Regions from separate parts of the Homo sapiens genome. Here region 1 is linked to region 2. Evidence: chromatin loops called from intact Hi-C (ENCODE). Cell type or tissue: heart left ventricle. All regions are shown on one strand. Each heading gives the region's core, and the rest is flanking DNA. Links, peaks and the distances in the headings are about the cores only. Region 1 overlaps ARSJ (arylsulfatase family member J). Region 2 has its middle 10 kb from the start of CAMK2D.

Region 1 (5,386 bases), core at 278-5,277, 140 kb after region 2:
AGCCACCCGAGTAGCTGGAATTACAGGTGCATACCACCAAGCCTGGCTAATTTTTGTATTTTTAGTAGAGATAGCGTTTCACTGTGTTGGCCAGGCTGATTTCGAACTTCTGACCTCAGGTGATTCACCTGCCCTGGCCTCCCAAAGTACTGCCACTGCACCTGGCCTGTTCTTGATAATTTTTGGTCCAGTCCAGGATCCAAAACATTCAATTGTGAAAAAACTAATTTTTTAACAAGTGAATGTTTTAGACACAAGTGAATGTTTTCTAAAATTAGAAAAAAAACTAATTTTTCACACAAGTACATGACAAATTAGTAAATACCCATTAATGGAAACTTGGAGGAAATTAAAAAGGGAAACATCTATACGGGTAAAAATTTTGGGAATCATTTATGGGGATCAGTTATTAACAAAATAATTATGCAGAAAATTGATTTGACTGGAATGTCTATTTAATTCATCAAATGGTAAACCAGTTAAGCATTTCTAACTAAATTGGTCATTTTCTCACCTATTGGCAAAGGCAACAGGAAAAGAGGCTTATGAAAAACATAAAATACAGGAAACGTTTGCAGAAAAAAAAGAAAGTAAGAAGAGGTTTGCTGCTTTCAGAAAATGGTGTAGCGTCTGCAGATAAATAGGAGTTCAGAGCTACTAATCAACTATGAGGTTTCTGTCTTCTCTAGAAAGTAGAATGGTTTTTAAATTGGAAAATTTAAAACCAGCAACATAAAAGTTTGACAGCAGCTTATAACAGGGAAGAGGTTTTCAGAGCAGCTCCTGCTTAAATGAGTTCCAGCCTCTATGGTGGAATAGGAGGAAGTTTCAGGTAATTTGGGGTGTGGGTTAAGGGTGTAGGTTTTGGAATCAAACAGACCTGGGTTTGAATTTGCTCCACTGCTTATTACCTGTATGGTTTTGGGAAGTACTTAATCCCTCTGATCCTCAGTTTCCTCATCTGTAAAATAGGGATAATAATACATATTGGGTTGCTGCAAGCATTGGAAGGGAGCAGAGTCTAGTAAGGAAGGTATATTTATTCAGCGATAGCTTTAACAATTATCCCAGAATGCTGAATCGGTGTCACTAACATTTGCATAACGCTTTTTAATTTATAGATTTTTTATATGCATTATTGCATTTAAGTTTCACTGCAACAGTGAGAAGTCAGATTTTTTAAGTTCATTTTATAGATGAGAAAATAGAGATGTAGAGAAGTTGTGGTTTTCTCCCCAGCACCCTCAACCTGCCCCACCAGGCTGTGAAACTGATTCTTGATCAACAGTGGCAAAGTCCGATGCACTCTCTGTTCTTTTTAAGAGTTAATATCAGTACTTTTTGAAAAATCAAGGAGCAGAGGAAAGATGCCAGAAGTCTTGAGAAGCAAATCTGTTCTAACTTTCCAATTAAAGAAAGGAAGGATTTGTAAACCGGATAGTGAGACTTATGTTGATCCCAGAAAAATTTGAGAATGATTTTTTTAAAGTATGTGATTTGTAAGCATTTCAAAAATAACAAATGGGACAAAGTCAAAAAAGAAAAGTCCTGCCAAGTTAGCTTCATTGTCTTTTTTTAAAAAGGATCAGCATTAGGTAAATAGCTTAGGAATGATTTAGCATTTGAAAGGGCTGCCTATTATTCTTTTTCAATAAAATAATGAAAAATCAACTGTATGTTAGCACTTTAGTTGGGGGTAAGAATGATAATCTTACACTTTAATGAAAGTGAATATAATATGAAAATTTTTTTTACTGATATGCTCTTCTCTGGCCTCCACAAGTCTGTGGGGCAGGTAGGAGTGTTTCATTTAGTTGAAAAAAAGTAAAGAAAAGAAAGAAAAACAACTCAGAAAATAAGTCCTCACAGCACTATTCAAAACAGCAAGACCTGGAATCAACCTGAATCCCCATAAATAGGAGATTGGATAAAGAAAATGTGGTACGTATAACCCACAGAATACTATACAGCCATAAAAAAGAACAAAATCATGTCCTTTGCAGTAATATGGATGCAGCTGGAGGCCATTATCCTAAGTGAATTAACACAGAAACAGAAAACCAAATACCACATGTTCTCACTTATAAGTGAGTGCTAAACTTTGATTGCACATGAACACAAAGAAGGGAACAAAAGACACCAGGACCCACTTCAGGATGGAGGGTGGGAGAAGGGTGAGGCTTGAAAAACTACCCATCGGGTAGTATGCTCACTACCTGGGTGACGATATATCTGTACACCAAACCTCCGTGACATGCAATTTATCCATGTAACAAAACTGCACGTAAACCCCTAGATCCTAAAATAAAAACTGGAAGGAATTAAAAGAAAGAGACTAAGGAGACATGACAATTAAATGCAATATGTGGTTTTGAATTGGAATAGTTTCAATAAAGAACGTATTTAGAGAACTGGCAAAACTTAAATGGGATCTCAGGATTAAAATGGAATAACAATGCTTCCTGATTTTGATGGTTTTGTGGCTAACACAGGAGAATACTCTTGTTGGTAGGAAATACTAAAGTATTGAGGGTGATGGGACATCACGTTGGCTCTTAACTCTTAATTCAGGAAAAATGCTATTTGTGCTGCACTTGCAATTTTTCTATAAGATTGTCTCAAAATTTAAAACAAGATGTAAGAAAATCTAACTGGGATAAATAAAAGATATTTTATTTAAAAATCCATTTTTTACACGTCAGCTATATAAGACTACATAAATGGATCTGAGAAGTTGAATATATCAGACTACAAATTTAATAAAAAGCAAGAGACAAATGAGAGCTATAGTTGTAATTAATCTATATAAAGGCAGTGTGCAAATTCTGACGAGTAATAATCCCATTATGTTAATTAGAACACATCTGAAAAATAGTATTCAATATTTAAGCATGTTCCCCTAATATATGCACGTTTACTTATTTATAAATTACACTCATGCATACTGTATTAATTTAGGAACATTATAAAACTTACACAGAATAGAAATTAAAGGGGATGAGATAAAAATAAATGTAAGTAGAATTTCTTTTATTTCTTTTTGCATCCCAATGAATCATCTTGCATTACCCTTTGGTGTATGTATTCCAATTTGGAGACCACTGGTATAGAAAGTGGATTTTAGAAAGATGAGAATTGAAACACAGATTGTTTAGAAAAGAATTTTTCTAAACAATCTCTTCTAATTGTTTAGAAGAGATTGTTTAGAGATTGTTTAGATTTGTCTAGGTCAAAGATGATGGTGGCTTGGACTACCATCTAGTGGCAGTAAAAATGGAAAGAGGTAGATGGATGAAATGTATATTTAGATTTAGAACTGATAGGACTAAATCAGTGAGAGAAGTACAGAAGGAGTGGAAAAAAAAAGAATTAGGAATGATTTCTAGATTTGTTGCTTTTATAACCTGGAGAGTGGTGGATAGTTCAACTCCTCTCTGTTTTATTTCAAAGCATAGAATTAGGACTAATGGTCAATATTATAAAGAGGCTGATTTCAACCCATTGTGGAAAATAACATTCTAAAAAAGAAAATAAACAAACAAAAAAATAGTAAACAGGCTAGATAAGCATTTGCCAAGGATTTTGTAAAAGGGATTCCTGAATTGGAAACGAAGTGCTAGATGACCTCTAATATGGTTTGGCTGTGCCCCCACCCAAATCTCATCTGAACTGTAGTTCCCATAATCCCCACATGTCGTGAGAGGGACCTGGTGAGAGGTAATTGAATCATGGGGGCAGTTTTCCTCATGCTATTCTCGTGATAGTAAGTTCTCATGAGATCCCATGATTTCATAAGGTGCTTCCCCTTTCGGTTGGCTCTCATTTCTCTCTCCTACCGCCATGTGAAGAAGGATGTGTTTGCTTTCCCTTCTGCCATGTTTGTTAAGTTTCCTCAGGCCTCCCCAGCCTTGTGAAACTGTGAGTCAATTAAACCTCTTTTCTTTATAAAGTACCCAGCCTCAGGTATATCCTTAGAGCAGCATGAGAACAGAGTACTACACCTCTAAGCTTCTTCCTAACTATAAGAATCCATGAGTCAAAGACTACTGCTCAATGTGTCAGTAAAGCGTCTCCATTTAACATCAGAACAGCTTCACAGTACCAAGTTTATAATATCATTTACAGATATTTCATAGGGAAGATTCCACAAACATCGATTATATATTTAACATTTATTTGTATAATATGAAATTAGTTTAAAAATAGATTTTTCATATAATATATTCCAAATGCTTGTATTACCTTGGCTAAAAAATAAAATAATTTTGAAATTTAGTAAGTTTTTTTGTCACAGTCTGGCTACCATGTGAAGAAAATTCCACATGAATAATAGTAAACCTAGAGTTGTTGCCAAATCTGTTAAAAGCAATCACCATCATTCTCACTTTACTGCCAACTTAAAAGAAAAATGCTAAGTAGACCTTTCAGCTTGGCATTAGAATATGTGAAGGTATATAATTTTTTGTATTAATTTGTATTACTGGGTGCTGGATACTATAGTCTATGAATTCTTCTTTGTCTGAAAATATTGTCTAAGATGTTATTGTTTTAACCTAATTACATATTTAATGTACTCTTGTAAGTGGGATAAAATATGAATACTAATACTTTTATGCAGACTTTAAAGTCCAGAATGGTTAGCGAGTAAAAAATAGGCCAATAGTGGAGTAGAAATTCATATTTTGAAGGGAAGGAAATAAATGCAAGAGACTGTAGTTTACAAATCAAATATCACTTGGATATTTATGTAGGAAGAATATAACTAATTTTCCATATTCTGAAAGGTGTTTGCTTATGACTGCCTTCCAAAAGACTCTCTTGTCTATAAATAAATTCTATTTATGGGCCTTAATTTTATCTTTCAGTTAATTATATCTTCTGGAAAGGGGTGAAAGTGGGGCGGGCTGTGGCAACAAATATATGCCTAGTTGTTTAATCTCATGAATAAGTGAATTAATTGCTTGTTTAACACTCCTTCTCCTACACTGTGCTAGCTTTGGGGATTACAACAGGTGAATAAGATGGTCTCTGCTCTCAAGGAACTCAGTATAATTGGAGAAACAGACAAGCCATTAGAGGATTATTATGACAGGACTAAGTGTTAGAGTAGAGAACCACAGCATTTTATAAGTGCTCATAGTAGAGTCAGGACACCTCTCAGAAGGGGCCATGTTTCATTTGAGTTTCAGTGCATTCAGGAGTATCTGGGTGAGTGTGGAATGAAAGCAGGTAGTGCAAGCAGCTGAAACGACTTGGACAAAAGAGCATTCACAAGGGAAGGTGAATCTGAGATGATTTTTGCAGCAGGAGGAGCCATCCAGGTGAAGAGTTGAAGGGAAGACAAAGTGTTTCAGTGAGAGAAGCAGAATGTTTGAATGCAAAAAGT
Region 2 (5,386 bases), core at 154-5,153:
CAGTCTCTGAACGACTGGGATGGCAATTCCTAGGGCAATCTTATAAGTATCATATTGAAGATTGCAGAACCACTGTCAGCCTGGGGCCCTGAAAGACTTCATACAACAGAGCTGCTGCTAATATGGAACCCTTGCCCTGACCAAAGAAATAAACTTCCTGTTCTTTAAGGAACCGAATTTTGAGGATTCTATTTGTTTCTGTAATTTATCCTCCCCTATCTAAAACAAAGTATGGAAACAAATTTTTAAAATCAAAAGCGCTATACAAATATTTATTGTAATTTAAACCTTAAGAATAAAATTACGATTAAATGAAAATATGTGATTTGCATTAAGGCCATATTTTATTTTTGTCTATTGTGCCTGTGTCCATGAGTGTGGTAATTGAGAGTTAGCTGTGTTGTAGAATGGCCCAACTCCAACCAGAACAAGTATCTTTATAGTTAAATAATTAAAAAAAAAAACACTACATTCTTGTTCCTATTTTCCCCGCCTTCTTCCCCCACTTCCCCCACACATGATTTCCATTCAATGAGGAAAACAGATTTTTAAAGGTTCTGAAAGTTATGACAATACCACTGAAAAAGGTGATGCATCTTTATCCTTAAAGCTCTCCCATTTTTAATGTTTTTCTGTTTCATTTATCAGTGGTTAAAAAAAAAAAAGAGCCTCAATTAGTAACTCGTATGTGAACAACACCTCTTTTTCACAACTGCTTGGTTTGTTTAACAAGGAAAAAGTGCTATCAACTTAAGAGTGAAAAGGTGTTTTTGAAGGTAGAGGTAATTATGGTGGGTTGTCAAACAACATAGTAATAGAAAACAAAATGAAGGACCCCTACAGCTTAAATATGAAGACTGTTGTAATTAATTTTGCAACATTTATTCTATAAGTTGGTGTGTGTGTGTGTGTGTGTGTGTGTGTGTGTTAGACCAGGTGCTCTGAGAATATAATGTGGAAAAAATAGTGTCTCCACTTTTATAGGGTTTATTTTTCAGTGGGACAAATAGGCATTAAACCAATTACTCATTAAAAAATTAAGTAATATAAAGGAAGAATACGGAGAATGTGTATTATTTGTCTTGGTGGAGTAGGCACAGGTTTTTCTGAGAATGTATGAGCAAAATGAGATCCAAAGGATCCTATTATTTTGTTTATAATAGTTAAATAGTTAATATTAATAACTAAATTAAAGAGAAAGTACAGGGAAAAGCATTCTAGTAGATGAAACAGGACAAATTCAAGGAACCAAGTGGGTCTGATGTGGTAAGAGTGTAGTAAGGGAAATGATTCTATAGAATTGGGCAGAAGAGTGTCTCATGGGGCACTTAAAATTAGGCGAAGAACTGTGCAAACACTGAAAGGATTTAAGAATGGGTGTGACATGTCTATATGATAGAGTTCATTATCACTATCTGGTGGAAAATGAATTTTCCCTATCAGCAGTGACTTTAAAAGGCAAGGTAAGGAAAAGTGATAGCTAGACTTTAGGTGGTGGTAGTAAAAATATAAATCAATGAATATTTAAAATATATTTGGAAAATAAATAGTAAAAAATTTTTTAAAATTGACAATTGATAACTTCTGTGTTAATATAAATTAGATAAAACTGTAGAGCACTTATGTTGGTATGACTGGGGTCTTTTTGTTTTTAAATTCTGCTCAGGAAATATAAAACCACAAATCAATGAATTACTGTTTGCTTCAGGCAATTCCATCAGACCAAGTTATTAGAGAGAGGACCCTGTCACCTGGTCAAGTAGCTTGCTTAACAGTTTAGTTATAAAGACTTACTTTACTGTTTCCACCAATTTTAAACTAGTAGATCATGAACTTTGCCCAATTCTCAATCAATGCCCCTTTGAGAAAGACTTTATTAAGCCACTTGAGGCCAGACTTTAAATGCTATAAATATCTCACCTCTAGTTTCCTTCTAAAGCACTAGGATTCTAACAAGACGGTATCCTATTTGCAGCACTTTATTAACAGATTGTTTAAAGATATTTTGGGGAGTTAATGTAAACATAGGAAGTTCAGAAACACTGGGATAGTCATACCATAAAATATATAAAGCTATTATTGCATTGAATTATGCTGTAGGGAAGTATTGTGATAGAAAAGTGTCACAATATATTAATAAAATTAAAGTTATTGAAAAGTTTACATATTTTAACCTCAGTTTTGTGTTTGGTTGTTTACATGGATAGATGATGGATAGATATTCAGTTCTCTAAGTAAAACTATTTTTAATTATGATTACCTCCTATGGAGGTGGAAATAAGAATAATTTTTTTAGAATTTTTTTTTTTTTTGAAACACACTCTGTCTCTGTTGCCCAGGCCTGAATGCAGAGTGCCACAATCATGGCTCACTGCAGCCTCAATCACCTGGACTCAAGCAATCCACCCACCTCAGCCTCCTGAGTAGCTGGGACCACAAGTGTGCACCACAACGGACCTGGCTAATGTTTTTATTTTTTGTATTTTTCTCCCTATGTTGCCTAGGCTGGTCTCGAACTCCTGGGCTCAAGCAATCCTCTTACTGAGCTCAGCCTCCCAAAGTGCTGGGATTGCAGGGCTGAGCTACTGCACTGGGCCCAGAATTTTAATTTTTTTTTCTTTTTTTTTTGGAGACAGAGTCTTGCTGTGTCACCCAGGCTGGAGTGCAGTGGCACTATCTTGGCTCACTGCAAGCTCTGTCCCCTGGGTTCACACCATTCTCCTGCCTCAGCCTCCCAAGTAGCTGGGACTACAGGCGCCTGCCTCCACATCTGGCTAATTTTTTTGTATTTTTAGTAGAAATGGGGTTTCACTGTGTTAGCCAGGATGGTCTCGATCTCTTGACCTCATGATCTGTCCACCTCAGCCTCCCAAAGTGCTGGTGAGAGGTGACAACGTGCTAGCAGCCCTCGCTCGCTCTGGGCGCCTCCTCAGCCTTGGCGTCCGCTCTGGCCATGCTTGAGGAGCCCTTCAGCCTGCCACTGCACCATGGGAGCCCCTCTCTGGGCTGGCCAAGGCCAGAGCCGGCTCTCTCTGGTTGCGGGGAGGTGTGGAGGGAGAGGCGCTGGCGGAACCCGGGCTGCGGCACTCACGGGCCAGCATGAGTTCCGGGTGGGCTCCGGGTGGGTGCGGACTCAACGGGCCCTGCACTTGGAGCAGCTGGCGTGAGGGGCTTAGCACCCGGGCCAGCACCTACAGAGGGTGCACCGGGTCCCACAGCACGGCCAGCCTGCTGGTGCCTCACTCGAATTCTCGCTGGGCCTCGGGCACCTCCCCGCGGGGCAGGGCTTGGGACCTGCAGCCTGCCATGCCTGAGCCCCCTGCCCTCCCCCTGACCCCGTGGGCTTTGGCGCTCCCCCAGCCTCCCTGACAGGCACTGCCCCCTGTTCCTCCGTACCCAGTCCCATAGACTGCCCAAAGGCTGAGGAGTGCAGGGAGTGCTGGGTGTGCAGTGGGGGACTGGCTGGCAGCTCCACGCCGCCGGGATTGGGATTCACTAGGTGAAGCCAGCTGGGCTCCTGAGTCAGGTGGGCACTTGGAGAACTTTTATGTCTAGCTGAAGGATTGTAAATGCACGAATCAGCACCCTGTGTCTAGCTCAAGGTTTGTAAATGTGCCAATCAGTGCTCTGTGTCTAGCTAAGCTGGTGGGGACTTGGAGAACTTTTGTGTCTAGCTAAAGGATTGTAAATGCACCAATCAGCACCCTGTCAAAATGGGCCAATCAGCTCTCTGTAAAATGGGTCAATCAGCTCTCTGTAAAATGGACCAATCAGCAGGATGTGGGTGGGGTCAGATAAAGGAATAAAAGCAGGCTGCCCAAGCAAACAAAGGTAACCCGCTCAGGTCGCCTTCAGTGCTGGGTAAGCTGTTGTTTTGCTCTTCGCAATAAATCTTGTTGCTGTTCACTCTTTGGGTATGTGCTGCCTTTATGAGCTGTAACACTTAGAAGGTCTGCAGCCTCGCTTTTGAGGCCAGCGAGACCACGAACCCACAGGAAGGAACGAACAACTCCAGATGCGCCGCCTTTAAGAGCTGTAACACACACCACCAATGTCCGCAGCTTCACTCCTGAAGTCAGCCGGACCACGAACCCACCCGTAAGAAGAAACTCCGGACACACTATGTTTTAGAACTTTAACACTCACTGCTGGAGTCTGTGGCTTCATTCTTGAAGTCAGTGAGACCAAGAACCCACCAATTCCGAACACATCTGGGATTACGGGGGTGAGCCACTGCGCCCTGCCTAAAATTTTCCTTCATTGAATATATTTTACTTGTACAGTAAAAAGCAAGGAGTACTACAAAGAAATACAACTTCTGAATTTACGTATATTTGTGTATTAGAATGTAGATTCCAGAATCAGAAGTGCGGAATTTGTAAGCTCTGTGATTGAGATTTGGTGATGGGGAAATAGGATAGGGACCAGGAATAACTTCTTTGCATGGCCTAGTTTCACAGTAATCTGGTAAGATATATAATATTTTTCATTTTATGAATGAGAAAACGTGGGTACAAAATGTTTAAATAACTTTCTCACTGAAAATATGGGTCAATTCAAATTTAATACTCAAGAATATCTAAGATAATAGTAACGGGTAACATTTGTTGGGTGTTTGCTATATGACTCAGAACCTTCTGAGATAGTTGTCTATTATCCTCATTTTATAGATGAGGAAACGGGCACAGTCATGTGTGTTCAAAGGAAGTGACTGAGTAAGGAAGCAAATTCAGGTAGGCTGAGCCCCAAAGCTTGTATTTTTAATCACTGCATATTACCTTCCATATTTTTATTCATTTCCTATGCCACAGCTAGATACTCATAGATATCTATACTTTTCAGATGGGCAATGCTGAAAATATTTAGCTATTTAAGTTTGGCTGATTTTTAAGGGGAAGAGCAGTGTGAAGTGAGCAAATGGACTGTAGAAGTAATTTGTTTTCTGAGGAAAATCAGTTGAATTTCCTTCTTTGCTAATTAGCAACCCTAGTCCCTAAGTGTCAAATAATATCAGCCAGTCAGCACTGCTTTTCCAGAGAGATTGGTGACTTGTTTTCTAAACACACTACTTCTGTAGTTACTATAATATGTCCTGCTATAGAAGTTTGGCTAAGCCCGTCTTTCCTCTCTTCCTTTTAGGGATCACCTTTAGTTTTTACCTCTCCCTGGTTCTGGTACCTCCATACCCCAATTTAGTATTCTATTTTATATTAAGATAATTCAAGTAATGGTCTGCAAATCTAGACTAAGTTGTAAGGAGGGGAAAGGAATGATAAACTTCCTAAATCCTCACTGCATATCCCAGCAACTAGAGACAAACTCATTTTCTTTTTTCTTTTTGATACAGAGTGTCACTCTGTCACCCAGGCTGGAGTGCAGTGGCACA

What was found. Peaks named below come from ENCODE experiments on the same cell type or tissue, not always from the same donor. Only the 100,000 strongest peaks of a DNase experiment are listed, where the experiment ranks them.
Region 1: a loop joins it to region 2, with 2.8 times the contacts of the local background. A loop is called at or near these places in 18 of 110 quality-filtered maps.

Annotation. Positions count from the first base shown.
Region 1 is chr4:113,905,785-113,911,170 of GRCh38, forward strand. All of the region lies in intron 1 of ARSJ (arylsulfatase family member J), which reads right to left. Among named protein-coding and RNA genes, the nearest start is that of ARSJ, 71 kb to the right of the region's middle. In heart left ventricle, for the core only: a CTCF peak has its summit at 3,255 (motif pointing left); no DNase peak of the experiment used is centred there.
Region 2 is chr4:113,769,282-113,774,667 of GRCh38, forward strand. No RefSeq gene overlaps it. Among named protein-coding and RNA genes, the nearest start is that of CAMK2D, 10 kb to the left of the region's middle. In heart left ventricle, for the core only: no CTCF peak of the experiment used is centred there; a DNase peak (open chromatin) is centred at 3,200.